Regions from separate parts of the Homo sapiens genome. Here region 2 is linked to region 1. The links are chromatin contacts, found by Hi-C or POLR2A ChIA-PET in ENCODE. All regions are on one chromosome and are shown on one strand. Each heading gives the region's core, a stretch centred on a gene start or an enhancer-like site at or near the end of the contact. The rest is flanking DNA. Distances are from core to core; before and after follow the strand shown.

The links. Hi-C counts contacts between places; a loop is a spot of excess contacts on that map. ChIA-PET counts read pairs that join two places held with the same protein, here RNA polymerase II (POLR2A). Pooled maps may share reads with other maps.
Region 2: a loop to region 1 is called in a pooled map, with 2.2 times the contacts of the local background. The contact joins two enhancer-like sites. A Hi-C loop is called at or near these places in 1 of 50 pooled maps. POLR2A ChIA-PET finds 5 or more read pairs at or near these places in 6 of 52 experiments (BJ, H1, HCT116 and 1 more).

Annotation. Positions count from the first base shown.
Region 1 is chr3:65,546,454-65,553,455 of GRCh38, reverse strand. The region is part of intron 2 of MAGI1 (membrane associated guanylate kinase, WW and PDZ domain containing 1); the gene reads left to right. Among named protein-coding and RNA genes, the nearest start is that of MAGI1-AS1, 340 kb to the left of the region's middle. Within about 2 kb of position 4,000, at least 5 of the 41 ENCODE cell types and tissues checked have a DNase peak (open chromatin) inside an H3K27ac peak, as active enhancers do.
Region 2 is chr3:65,594,756-65,601,757 of GRCh38, reverse strand. The region is part of intron 2 of MAGI1 (membrane associated guanylate kinase, WW and PDZ domain containing 1); the gene reads left to right. Among named protein-coding and RNA genes, the nearest start is that of MAGI1-AS1, 300 kb to the left of the region's middle. RefSeq lists an enhancer at 3,253-3,804. Within about 2 kb of position 4,322, at least 3 of the 41 ENCODE cell types and tissues checked have a DNase peak (open chromatin) inside an H3K27ac peak, as active enhancers do.

The DNA of each region.
Region 1 (7,002 bases), core at 2,751-5,250:
TGAATAAAGGAGACGGGATGTTATATTAAAAAAATTTTTTTTTCAAAGCCAAACTGAATTCATTCTGTTTAATGTTAGGGCAATACTGTTTACACTTAAAAAATAAATGAACATGACCAAAATGTAGGACAAGGCTCATACCTACCACAGAGAATATAAGTTCTGGGTGGCCAAGTGAGTTTGATGTAGAAACTACCTCTAGCTACTTACACTCCAAATGTATGACTTAATATTGTTATACCGTGCATAGCTGATAGATTAAATCAGACTTAATTTTTCCATCCATCTTCAGGGGCTCAAAAAAAAAAACCAACAACTCAGTATTGTTATTTTAAATAGAATGGTATTAATGCAGTTGAGTGAAGTTATAATTAAGGCATCTTTTTTTCTTTTTCATCTGAGTATCAGGAATAGCTATTTATGTTTGAAGTGGGGACTAAACATCCCTTAGATGTATTACCACGCTGAACAGATCAGCAAAAACCTCAAGTTGCAGGAGGATATAATTCCCTCTCCTGGAGAAATTTTACGTTTACCATCTGTGAACAGGAGACATAAGTTAATCAGGATATTACACAAAACCTATTAATTCATCTCATAATTAAACCAAGGCATAACACATGCATCTGGTTGAAGGTTCATATGTCATGTCAAGAGTGGCTGTGGAATGAATTAAGTTAGATTTCCTAAACTTCCCTCTGTAGGCAGATGCAAATTTCAGTTTTCACAGGCCCTTCCCGAAGTAAGTAATTCATAGGATCAGGGCCCCAAGAAAAGCTAGATTTGCTCAAAGGAGGCCCATTTTCATCTATATGAGTGGAGACAGACAAAAGAATGGTGACATCACCACCAAGCCCTCATTTTCTTGTCCCCAGTTGCATTTACCCATAGTCTTGAGAGGGCTTCTAAGAAAATCTATCATGAGTGCAAATGAAACTAGCAAGTTGTGTAGCTCAGAATCCAAGAGTGGTTAGGAATTTTGCTGGCTGCTTCAAAGGATAAGCCACTCTTTTACCCCTGTATTAAACGGAAGCTTCTTTTGGAAATGGGTTCAAATACCTTTTTTCTCTAAATCACTGTTTGCTTTTAATTCTCATTTTCCCACTCCCCTGAAGCTTATAAGATTTGGCATAATTAGATGTTCATGTTGGGAAATTGGAATGGGGACACACACACACACACACACACACACACACCCCTATACACACTCCTGAGCTGAGCCCTATTACCTGGACAGGCTGTACTCCAATCCTCTTCATCAGAGAGGGTGGGTGCTTCAGGGCTTCTAATTACAGGCTTTCTGCCTCCTAACCCTCAGCCTTTGAGAACCCTCTCAGCAGGAATGCCGTGTACTACAGACACTCCATTCCAAACAATGAATGACCTAATATAATTATTTGAAATTGAAAATCACTTTCACTCTGACAGGAATATCTCACTGCCTCCCCCACTTTGGAGTTAGCAACTTACACATTCCTTTTCTGCCTCTTATCAGCATCAGGCTTATCTAGTCCTCTGATGAGCCCCACACAGGGAAATTGTACCAGCTTTGCTTTGGTGAACCTCTCATGTCAAATTGCTCCTCTTTGTCTGCTTTAAAAAGAGACAGGAGTAAATGTGATGTTACTCTCTTAGCTAATGCATTTATGCATTTCCACACTTGTGAAGGAAGGTCTGTTTCAGATGCTTAGTGTGGATTGTATAGTCTTCTGCTTCTGTAAGTCACATGGAAAAATCATTCTAGTATTATGTGAAGTGTAACAAATAATTGCTTTTGGCTTTCTTCTTGGGTGTGTTAGTCCATTTTCACACTGCTATAAACTTCCCTGAGACTGGGTAATTTATAAAGGAAAGTGGGCCGGGCGTGGTGGCTCACGCCTGTAATCCCAGCACTTTGGGAGGCCGAGGCGGGCGGATCACGAGGTCAGGAAATCGAGACCATCCTGGCTAACACAGTGAAACCCTGTCTCTACTAAAAACACAGAAAATTAGCCGCGCGCGGTGGTGCGTGCCTGTAATCCCAGCCACTCGGGGAGCTGAGGCGTGAGAATCGCTTGAACCAAGGAGGCAGAGGCTACAGTGAGCCAAGATCATGCGACTGCACTCCAGCCTGGGTGACCGTGTGAGACTCCGTCTCAAAAAATAAAAATAAAAAAGGAAAGTGGTTTAATTGACTCACAGTTCCTCATGGCTGGGGAGTCCTCAGGAAACTTAGAATCACGGCAGAAGGGGAAGCAGGCACCTTAACAAGTCAGCAGGAAAGAGAAGCAAGCGAAGGGAGAAGAGCCCCTTATAAAACTCTTAGATCTCCTGAGAACTCACCATCATGAGAACAGCATGGCAGAAATCGCCCCCATGATCCAGTTACCTGTCTCCCTCCACACATGGGGATTACAGGTCTCTCCCTGGACACATGGGGATTACAATTCCAGATGAGATTTGGGTGGGGACACAGAACCAAACCTATCACTGGGAATTCCGTTTCTTTTTAAGACAGGGTCTCTGTTGCCCAGGCTGGAGTGTAGTGGCACAGTCACAGCTCATGCAGCCTCAGACTCCTAGGCCCATGCAATCCTCTCACCTCAGCCTCCCAAGTAGCTGGGACTACAGGTGCATGCCCCCACACCCAGATAATTTTTGTATTTTTTTTTTTTGTGGACATGGGGTCTCCCTCTGTTGTCAAAGCTGGTCACAAACTTCGGGGCTCAAGTGATCCTCCTGTCTTGGCCTCCCAAATTGCTGGGATTGTAAGCATGAGCTATGGTGCTTAGCCTTGGGAATTCCAGTTCTTCTTGCCATTCCAGGCAGTGATGTGAGCATGCTGGGGGCCAATCCCAGTTTAGTCAAATTGATTGTTTCCCATCACTATTGCTGTGGTCCACCTGAAACTAAAACTAAAGTTGTATATGAATAAAAGGAAGAGCTGCCCGGAGGTGACAGGTTCAAACAGGGCTCTCTGGGATTTTCTTCTTGGCCTAGAGAGTCCAATTTCTTTCAAGTTTTATTCTTGCCAGTGAAGAGGTGAGATATCATCCAGAACTCAAAAGGGTGTGATGCCCTCTTGGCCTTAGAAGTTTACTAAAAACAGTAGCATGGAGAGACCAAGATCCAGGACTTTGAACTTGGACTGACCTGGGGCATTGCTCCAGCATTTCTTAGCTGAGTGACCTTTGGCAATTACTTAACCTCTCCGAGCTTTGTCTTTCTGATCTTTAATAAAAAGACAAATACTTAACCCCCTCCTGGGGTCTCTTGAGGGTGAGATGCATCAGATTTGAGGCTAAAGAGTAGGACCAGGATAGAAACTTAAGGGCCCTTGAATGCAGAGCTAATGTGGGTAGCTTTTCTTCTATGGAATGGGGCCAGCAGAGGTTTCCACTGAGAAGAGGGAAGATGTGATTCTGTCTGTATTAACCAAAGTGCCAGGTGGTGGACCCAGAACACACAGGCTTTTAAAATGTTCTGTACCAGAAGAGAATTTTTTGGCTCATAGTAATCACTTAATAAAATGGCAGATGCTATTTAATGATAATCATAAGTAAAATAGTGGTGATGATGATAATGAAAGGTTCAGCTCTCTTCCTGCTGTATTTCGAAGTCAACCCCACACTCCCGTGTTTGACCGGCACCTCCCTATTCATTTCAAGGTGCTAGCAGCTCTTGGTGGGCCCCTCTTACCCTGGCTACCCAGGGCCAGAACCATGTGACTCCCTTCCCCTAGTGGGTGCCCTGAAAGCCATATTTGTCTCCCACCCCTACCCCCGTCCAAGGCCCTGAGGATGGGGGCGGGCAGGCAGTCGCGCACTCCCGGGGGGCGTGTAGAGGGGTACCAGCCGCAGCCCGGAGTGTGAATAGCGCGCATTGACGCCGCTGCCGCCCGAGCGGGCTGGGGACACCCTGGCCGAGCCTACTGCCTGCGAGCCCCATAAAAGGAGCAGCTGCCGCCGGGCCGCTCAGACGCGCGGGGATGAGGCGGGCGGCCACCGAGCGCGCGCCTGGGCTCCGGCAGTGACCGAGGCGAACTCCGGGGCCGCTCCGGGGCCCGCAGGTAACGGTTTTGTCCTTGGGTTTGGAAGTGACAGCAGGAAGAGGGGAGGGGAGGGGGTTAGGAAGGGAGGAAGGAGACTGGGCGGGAATGAGGAAGAGGGAAGACGGAAAGAGGGAGGAAAGGGAAGGAAGGAGAAGGCGAGGAAGTGGCCGCGCCGGGGAGCGGCTGGAACGCGCTGCACTTGCCGCCCGCCCGGGCGTTCAAGTTCCCCCTTCCCGCCTCCCCAGGCTGGCGGTCGCGTCCCTCCCGCGCCCGGAGGCTCCAGCCAGCCATGTTTCTTGGGCGAGCATCTCGGCCCGCGCCCCGGAGCGCAGGGCCCGAGCAGGGGCCGCCTTGGCTGCGGCGCCAGGGCAGGTGCAAGGAGACGCGGGCGGCCCATCAGCCGCAGGCTCGTTCCGCCTAGGGCCAGGGTCCCTTGAAGTACAGTTTACTTTGGCTCCAGTGGGTTGAGAGCCAGGTTCCCTTCCCCCTTGCTGCCTCCCGTTCCCGCCGACCCCGCTTCCCTGGCCTGCTGCCACTTAATGAACTGTTGGCTCACCCCACCCCTCCAGTAGCCTGCATTTTGAGCTTAAGAGTGTTGTTTGCAGCCGGGAGCGGTGGCTTACACCTGTAATCCCAGTACTTTGGGAGACCGAGTTGGGTGGATTACTTGAGGTCATGAGTTCGAGACTAGCCTGGCCAACATGATGAAACCCCCTCTCTATTCAAAATACGAAAATTAGCCCGGCGTGGTGGCGCATGCCTGCCGTCCCAGCTGCTAGGGAGGCTGAGGCAGGAGAATAGCTTGAACCTGGGAGGCAGAGGTTGCAGTGAGCTGAGATCGCGCCACTGCACTCCAGCCTGGGCGAGAGGGAGAGACTCCGTCTCAAAAAAAAAAAAAAAAAAAAAAAAAAAAAGAGTGTTGTTTGCATAAAGCTGGGCTCAGCTGGAGCAAATGGAGAGGAGTTGAAAAGGGAGGCCCTTTTGTGCAGAGCCTTATTGTAGAGCCACTTTTCTCCCCTGGCCCTGAGCCTCTGGTGGTCCCCAGTGCAGGGAGAGGGGATGGTAGGGTGCCTAGGCCTTCTTGCGAGCTGTGTGCCAACTGCCCCTCTTGTCCCTCATTGGGATGCTTCATCTGTGGGCGGAAGGCTCCTCTGAGGTGGTGAGAGCCTCATTTCACCTGGGATGCCCCCAATACCCCATGGCTCTAGTTTCTGTGGCTTCCCTGCTCACTCACAGGAAATGTAACTTCTGGCAATCAGGCCTGTCTGCCATGAGCAGAGCTTCTTCCTCCAGAGCAAAGCGTATTCACATCAGACTGAATGGGTTCCAGTCTGCAGAGCTGGTTATTGCTGGTTATTGCCGCAGGGTTGCAGGAGGTTATTGGAGACCTTTGCTTGAGGAGCTCTGGGATGGTAGTTTTGGAGTTCCTCAATTACTTCATTTACTCCTCATTTGAACATTGTTCTTAACTTTTCTTCATTGTTCTAAGCTCCCAATGAACTTCATAGTTGACCTTTTTTCTCAACATGTGGTATGTTTGAACTCCAGGCTCTGCCCTGAGTCTGGGATAGAACATACCTGATTGTAATTCTGTTATGGAGTGAATATGGGCAAATAACCATAGTTGCAAGCTGTATGGAGTACCTAAACATAGGGCAAACACTGCTATCAGCTCTTCATATATATATTCCTCTTCAATACACTCAGCCACCAAGAATATCATTCCCACTAAACAGATAAACAGAAGTGGGATTTGTCCAGTGCACACAGCTACCATGTGACTGTGCTCGGATTTGAATCTAGGCAGTAGCCCTCCAGAGCTCCTGCTTTTAACCCTGCTTCTTTGCAGAAAGTGGGCAGTACAACTTCTCCATGGTTTCATTCTGGGGTACCTTGAGGTGACAAAAAAGAATACCCAGATGTGGAGTAGGTAGATGTGGGTTGAATAATGGATCCCACATTTATAAAAATCATAAGGTAACCTGTATAAATCCTACGTGATATGTTATACTCTGGTAATAGATATAAAATGCCATCTCATAATTTATAAGCAGATATTATCAGATGTATTTAGAAGTTAACAATAGTGTCATACCCTTTATAGAGATTTTAAAGCAGAGGCTGTCTACGCTGACATTCAGCTCTATCGCTTAGGGGTTGAATTAACGTGGCAAAGTATCTAAGCCACTGTAAGAGTCAGCTTTCCTATCCTTACATTGAGTTATTTTGCATAAGAGATGCGCTTAAAACAGCACAGAGCCTGGCACACATTTTAGGTGCTCAAGAAATCTTGGGGTTATTGTTTTATAAGTCAGCATGGACTCTTGTATTGGTTATGTATTTATTTTGTAAGATGGATTGATGTAACAGTGGTTCAGCATTACTCCTTCAGCTGCAGTGCATCATAGACCTTCTATGAATGTTAGCTTACATACATGTACATGCATCCTCACATGTATGCATAGACACAAATGCATACATATATACACGTCTATACACATACACAGTGCCCAGAAGGTCTACATTTGAAATTAGAAGACCTTAGTGAATTCTGACTTGTTCAGTAAGGGCTCTGTTTTTCTTGGCAAAGCAATCATTGACTTTTTTTTAAGGGTTAGAGAAACTTCAAAGTTAATTTTAAAGCTGTCTGAAAACCAGCTGGGAGAATTAACACCACACCTAACAGTTGCAAGGAAAAAAAATGGATTGACTATGACATTTACTTTCTTCATAGGCTGTTAAAAACTGTAAGGTAATTTGCTAAACTGTTGCAAATAATCAACTGGAATCTTAACTTAGTTAAACAATTCTAGAATGAATATCTTCTCTGATGTGGTTTTATAGATGTTGATAAGTGAAAACTAAGTCATTGAATGAGGCATTTTCAAAATACAACCTTGACATAGATGAACGTGTTTTAAACAATTGTTCAGGGTTTGGCCAAAATATTTGCTTATAAAAGAAGAGGGTGC
Region 2 (7,002 bases), core at 3,073-5,572, 48 kb before region 1:
TAATCTGTCTAATTTCTGTTTTTTTTTTATTTGTGCTTTTGGTGTCACCCAGGATAAAAAAGATTTACTGCTTTTTTATCTTACTCTTAAAAGAGTTTTATAATTTTAGGTCCATGGTGCATTTTGAATTAATCTTTGTGTTTGGTGTGGAGGTGGGGGTCCAACTTCATTCTTTTGCATGTGGATATCCAGTTGTCCCAACACTGTTGAATTTTCTACTTTTGTTTTTTAATTTATTTCATTTTAACTTTTACAGCATCATGCATAGAAAGCATAATTAATTTCTGTCTCTCTTATTCTCTAATAAATGCATTTAAGGCTATAATTTCCTTCTGTGTGGGCATATGGGTACATCCTGCAGATTTTATTATGAATTTTTGCTTTCCCTTTGACTGTTAATGGCTGTTCTTACTACATTTTAGTCAGTGAATGTGGCCTGTGTTATGTGAGTTCATATTTTATCCAAAGGACATTTCTATTAAAAAAACAAACAAACTATAAAACCCCTTTCTGACCCCATGGATATATTCTGCCTCTTTATTATATCCAACAGAGCTATATGCTTGGTATGTGCTCAATAAATATTTGTGGAAAAACATATGCAGAGCAAGCATTTAGAGGGAATCCACACCTAAGAGTTAGCGTGTTGATGTGCCAGTAATAATACTTAGTCAGCACTTTCTCTGTGCCGGGAACTCAGATCTAAGTACCATGCCCTCTATTCACCCAGTTAGTCTTCATCACAGTTCCATGAGGCAGGAACTCCTTTTACTCTCATTTTACAGGTGAAAAAGTAGAGTCATTGTAAGGTCAAGTTTGCCCAGTGGTTCACACTGAGAAAGCCAGAGGTGGGGTTTTGAACTGGTCTAGCCCCAGATCCCACTCTCATAACCAGTATGTTCTACTGCCTCGCAAGTGGTCACTTTTCCACAGCATTTATTGTGATTCCTAAACATTTCTCTAATTACTTTCAATGTGTTCAGTGAGAGAAACTCTTGGCCTTTTTCTCACAGTTATTTCTCAAAAATTGCCAGTAAAGAAGTGTCTACATTTCACTGCCTCTCTAAACTGTGCTCTCAAGGCACTGCAGCCATAGCTTGCCCTTGGCTCTATAAGCCAGGCGCCCATGAAGCTGGCTAGCCCAGGACCTACTGGTTTTAATTTTGTGTGTGCGACAAAAGAGACTTTAAAAGAAATGCAACTAAGCATCTCTCCTGGCTTCTGCTGGAGACCACACAAGCTGGGAGAGCCTTGGTTTTTGAGATTGAGTGTGTCAAGATACTACACCTCTGAGAAAAACCAAGTAGATTTTCATGGACTCTTTTTCCTGTGCTTCTCTTGCACATAGAGAAACCTGGTCTTTGGAGCTCTGATTGAAAATAATTTGTTATTATTAGGGATATTTCCTAACCAAAATGACGGCTATTTTTCTTTCCCTATTGAAGACTGGAAAGCTACATCCTTGAATACTTATTGAATAAAAGTTCCCTTCTTTCTCTCATAAAAAGAATGCCTTTTGTATTTTTGTTCCCTTCAGGGAAGTCTCTATGCAGATTCCTTGCAAAAGAGCAATTTAATTTGTACTGTACAATCATTTTCTTGTGGAAAACTAATAAAATACAAATTCCATTTTTCAGCATTAGCTTGTGGCAAAAGGCTTTTGAAAGTTTTATGTAGTATCTGCTTTTCTTTTTCCATTTTTAAAAATAATGATTGAGAGGAAAAGTGATGTAAATGCTCGTATGTATTATGTACATGGTTGATAAAGTATTCCCTTAAGTTTATTGTTTCTCTCAAACAAAATAGGTAAGCAAATACTTTGCATGTAACTCTTAAGGCCTTTCACCTTCCTGCAAGTAGATGTGAATCAAGAATGAAGCCAGCGAATCTGTGTTTCTTCCGAGACATCTTACTCGCTTTTTTCTGGCAGGTCCAGGATGTCTAGGGTTCTGGTGTTTGCATTTCACTAATTGAAGCCCTGGGAGCTGTTCCATTTTGCAGGTCCCCTCAGTAGTAGAAGATGAACACTTTCATTTGGTTGAGATGTTTTATATAGAAACAATCATAATAGTAGCAGTAGTGATAGGTGACATTTAGTGAGCACCTGTTATGTATGGTGAACTGTACCAAGCACTTTGTATGTGTGATCTGTATAACAAGTAGAGAGTTTTTGTTCCATTTTGTACACCAGGGGAAACAGGCAAGTAATTATCTACAGTCACACAGCTGGAAAATGGAAAGATGGAGTTGGAACCTAGTGAGTCTGACTCCAGTATTGAGTCTTTTGACCACAGTGAGTGACTAGAAGGAAAAGGGGCCTTAGACATGCTGTCCTTCCACACCCTGGATTTTTCAGATGGACATGCCTAGGTTTACTGAGTAGCAAATATGAAGGAACAACATTTATTTTCTCATCTGCTATGAAATCCAGCCGATACTGCATTCGAAGGAAAGATCTGTGCTGCCTTGTTATCTAAATGGCCCACTGCCCTCTCACCTTTCTCCCGCACCCGTAAAGCCTGCTTTGCCATCCTATGATCCACCCATTTGTAATCTAGCTTCTGCATTGCCTCCCCCAACATACCCCAGAAAGAGGTATGCCCTTGCTTCCTTTCCCCTCTTGCCCTATTTTCTTGGCATTCTTCCTCTCAGAACATCTTGCAGCCCCTTTATCTCCTCCTGTCCAAGTTGTAGTAATGAATTCTTGGAGGATGCTTGCACGTGACTCTGTAGCACCTGGATTATGAGAAGGAAGGCAGTGGATAGCGTCCTTTCTTTGACAGTCTGGAGGCATTCACTCTCTTGCTACAAGGTGTAGCTTCAGCAATGACTGACCATTTGAAAATAGAGAAAACTTACCTTTCCAAAGCTAGAGGTCTCTCAATAAAGTTTTCTCACTAAGGTGGATGAAGAGGAAGGATCCCTCAAAAGAAACAGGGTGGAGGTGATACCGCCGGCTCTTAGAGAATCTTTTAAAGAGGCAGCTTTGCCAACCATCTGCACCAGAGGCCAGCCTCCCCCTATCCACTATCCTATCACTCCTTAAAAACAGTGAGTTTTAATGACATAGAGGTGAGCAGTAGAGAAGCAGCTTGATTCTGAGTCAGATTGTACCTTTGATTCTTGAAGTGTCAATTCCTTGAAAGTGGATCCTTCAAATTCATTTTCTAAGCCACTCCATCGTCTTTATTTTAACTCCAAAGGAAGACAATTATTTCAAACATAAGAGTTATTATCTATTGGAATTCCTTCCAAAGTTGGGGAAGAGGCAGAAAGGCAGAAGTCAGTTTCATCAGAAGGGACTTCTGTCCCTTGCTCTTGGGAAGTCAGGGTTGTATCCCTAACCAAGAAAGGGAGTCACGCCCCTTCCCTCGCCCTCACCCACCCACTCATGCACTCAGCCTCCAGCATGTCGCAAATGGGGCAACCCTATTTCCCGCCTTTCCATGTCCAGGGGCTCCCACAGGGCCATGCGGGTGATGGGGACCTGACACGCCCCAGCAGGGAGAGGCTCGCTCAGTCCCCGCCCCCTCCGCAGGTGCAGCCCCCTAATCCCCCCGGCCTAGATATCCGGCAGCCTCTAGGAGCCCGGGCTCTGTGATGTAATGCTCTTTTTTCACACTCCCGGCTTAAATACAGATGGAAATTGTTGTCATGTGTTAGAAATGTCGCCAGTAATATAAAAGGCGCAAGCCTGGGCATCTTCTCTCCCTTCTCGCACCATCAGCTGCTCCTGCTGCCAGCACCTCTTCCCTCGAAAAACCGCTCTGTGGTCAGGTGGCCGAGGCGCCCCCAGCTCTCCCAGGAAGGGGTTCGGTCCCACCCCCCCCCCACCCCCGCCTCTCTTTACAGCCGCTGCAGAGCCAAGGACCAGCGTGGTGGGAGGCGGTTTCAGGCTCACAAAGGGAAGGATTAATCTTGGCGATTGGGCTGGGGTTTGCAGGCAAGTACAAGTGGTCCATGATCTCCTCTCGCCACCCCTCCACCGCCCCCTGCCCACCTCTGGATTCGAACGCTCCGCTGCCGGAGGAAGCCTGGGGACAGGCAGGCGGCGGCAGAGGCTCCCTGCCACCGGAGGTTTGAGCTTGGGTTGTGGGAATATCCATGGAGGTGAAGATGCCGTGTGTGGTGTGTGGACCAGGGAGGAGGGGCGGGGAGAAACCCGGCCAGCTTGGGAGGGCCAGATGGCTGCGGCTGCGTTTTAATTCACCAGGCAGGCCCGTTTGGCCAGGCTGGGAGGAAGGGGGAGGGGGGAGAAAAAAAAATCAGAGGTCAGTGGATAGGGAGAGGCCGGGCTCTGGAGCAGATGCCTGGCGAACAATGGGGCTTTTGAAGGGGATGCTGGAGGAAGTGTGGCGCGCGCTTTGTATTGCCTCCTCCGCATTGCAGGTTGGAATCGGGCAGCTAAATTTTAATGAAGTGCATTCCAAAGTGTGCTCGTCAGCCCGGGCTTTTGGAGCGAGGGGCTCGGCTGAATGGGGACTGGGGGTGGGAGGGGGAGGGGGCCGGCGAAATGAGTTCCTGATGGATGGTAAAGGAGGAGATGAAAGCCTGCTCAGTGTGGAGGGCAGGGGAAGGGAGGGGGGAAAAATCAGTACGTCCCCGTGCATATTAATAGGCTCCAGCAGGTGTTGGTAAATGTATGTTGCTGCATTGTTCCGGCGCCCAGGCTGGGGAAGGCAGGGGAGAGGGAGAGCTGCTTCCCCGGGCAGCGCGGTGGGCAAATGCCTTTGCACTTTGGAGGGCTTTGTAAGCTCTCGGGGAAAATTAGAAACGGAAGGGCTGCGATTCTCCTCTGTCCGTTTTCCTATTTCTAAAAGGAAGAATGTACATGCGGAAGGCTTTTTAAGTTTGCTTCCTGGAAATTAACATTTGTATGTTAGAGCACTGTGTTATCTAGGTAAGAGATGTATGTCTGTGGGCATCAGAAAACAGAATCCAGAGTCTGGCTTGCTGAGTGCTTGGGAGCTAAAAGGCTTTTCTCCCTGTCTGGTTCTGTAAGTGAATGGGCCAAACCCGGAAGGCTGGGGGATTTTTGAAGATTCAGGAAGGCTATGCCTCCCTTCCTCTTCCTAAGTCCTAAGTCTAACTGACCTGGGTACCAGGGGGCAATGGAGTGTACAAGGAAGCTGTCTTGTCCACAGTGTTGGTATATAGACTTTGTCTCACACACAAAGGGAGTGGATTTGTGCCTGAACTAAATTATTTGAGGGTATGTATGGCTTATTTTTAAGGATTAGGTATGTTGGGCCCTTTTCTCTTTCCCAGAGTTTACCATGCTCAACACCCTGTCAACTGAGAATCAATTAGGAGACTACTTATGAGTGTGTGCTAGCCAAATAACCCTTGCTGGTTTATAGTGTTGTTTGTTTTACTACTCCTCTTGAATGAGTATTCAGTGCTTTCAAAAGATTCGGACACATTTGTTGGGGGTTTCAGTAAAACGGGAAGCTTTTGCATGAGGGCATTGTGACTTTTATATTGAAAACATAAAAATTCCATATGCACATGGTAACCCACGGAATGACATACTGTCTTTGGGGTTCTGGGAAAATAAATGCATTTCTTAGTTGAGAAAAGCTTGTCTTTTATCATCTATAAGGCTCATACTTTCTGAAAAACTGTTGTTTTTTGATCACTTGGAAGCCTGTATTAATTAGATATGAAGTTGGATTCTTTTCGTGATTTAACTTGCACTGAAACTCGTCGACAAGGCGCAGCTCATCACTTGCCAATGAATTTTAGTGCTGTTGAAAGCTTTAGCAGTTTAATGGTATCAACAGAGACTCGATTCCTCCATTTCTCAACTGAGCAAACAGAAGCAGTCTGCCCCTGTCTCTCAATGCCTTTCCTCTTTTGGCTTTGGGAAAGGGGATGGGGCAGAGGGAAAGGATTCTTGATGAGGATACTCCTAACTCCCCACCCCCACCCTACCCACCCTACCCACCCCAGAGAGTTAAAAACGGAAGCTTACCCATTTGCTTCCCCATGTAGTTTCTTTCTTAGGCTGTATATTTCAAGTTGTATTTCTGTGTTTAAAAAGATGCTTGAGGTTTGGTGTTTGGATTTGTTGTGTTTGTGCTAGAGAGACGTGGAATCGGTCCGTTATTCTTTTTACTCAATTATGGCTCTTAAATCGGTCTGTTCCTATGATTAGACTTGAGGCTCCTCTCCCGATCCTTGCTGAGCAAAAGCATGGGCATGTGTGTTTGATATGAAACCACCCCCAGGGGAGACTAGAGCCTCACTGCCTCTTCAGTTTAACTGTGGCCAGAAGAGGCAATTTGTGAGGTGGCCCCTGGTGTGTCCACTGGAACTACCAACCCTGAGTCTAGATTCTCTAAAAGCTTGTGGCAAAACAGTTTCACATGGGCTTTATTAACAGAAAGGAGCTCTTTGAACCTATACGTTTGATACCCAAGACTGTTTTTGTGATAAACAGTTGTATGGATCTTTGACATTCTTGTGTATAAGAACAGAAACTATGCCCATGAATTAATGGTGCCATAGAAGTAATGACTATAGCTGATTTTACTAAGACACATCTAGCAAAGGCTTCTGATGAGGCAGCCTCTCCTTTCCCCTTGTTTTCTATTCATTCTTGGCATATGGATGGGGGTAGAGGAGTGGAAAAAGAAGACAGAGAGAATAAGATCTCCATATTTACAAAGGAGCTAAACACCGTGCTTAATTGACACCAGTTATTGAAAAATTTAATTGTAATTTCTCTTTGACCCTGTGCTGCGTAATATAAAGCAGGTGATGTGATACCGACTGAAACTGCCTGTTTAATGATTTCAATAAATAAATACACAGACCCATGCATTATTCTGATGTTGGCTTATTAGGCTTGCATGGAATAGAATTTGGGAGACACTGAGCACTGAAGGTAAAAGGGTTTCTAAAGCTGAAAGTAAATATAGAGTTGATAGTACTAGAAAAAGCTAAATCAAAAGACACCCCCCCATCAGAATACTGCAGATATTTCTTTTTCTTTGCAAC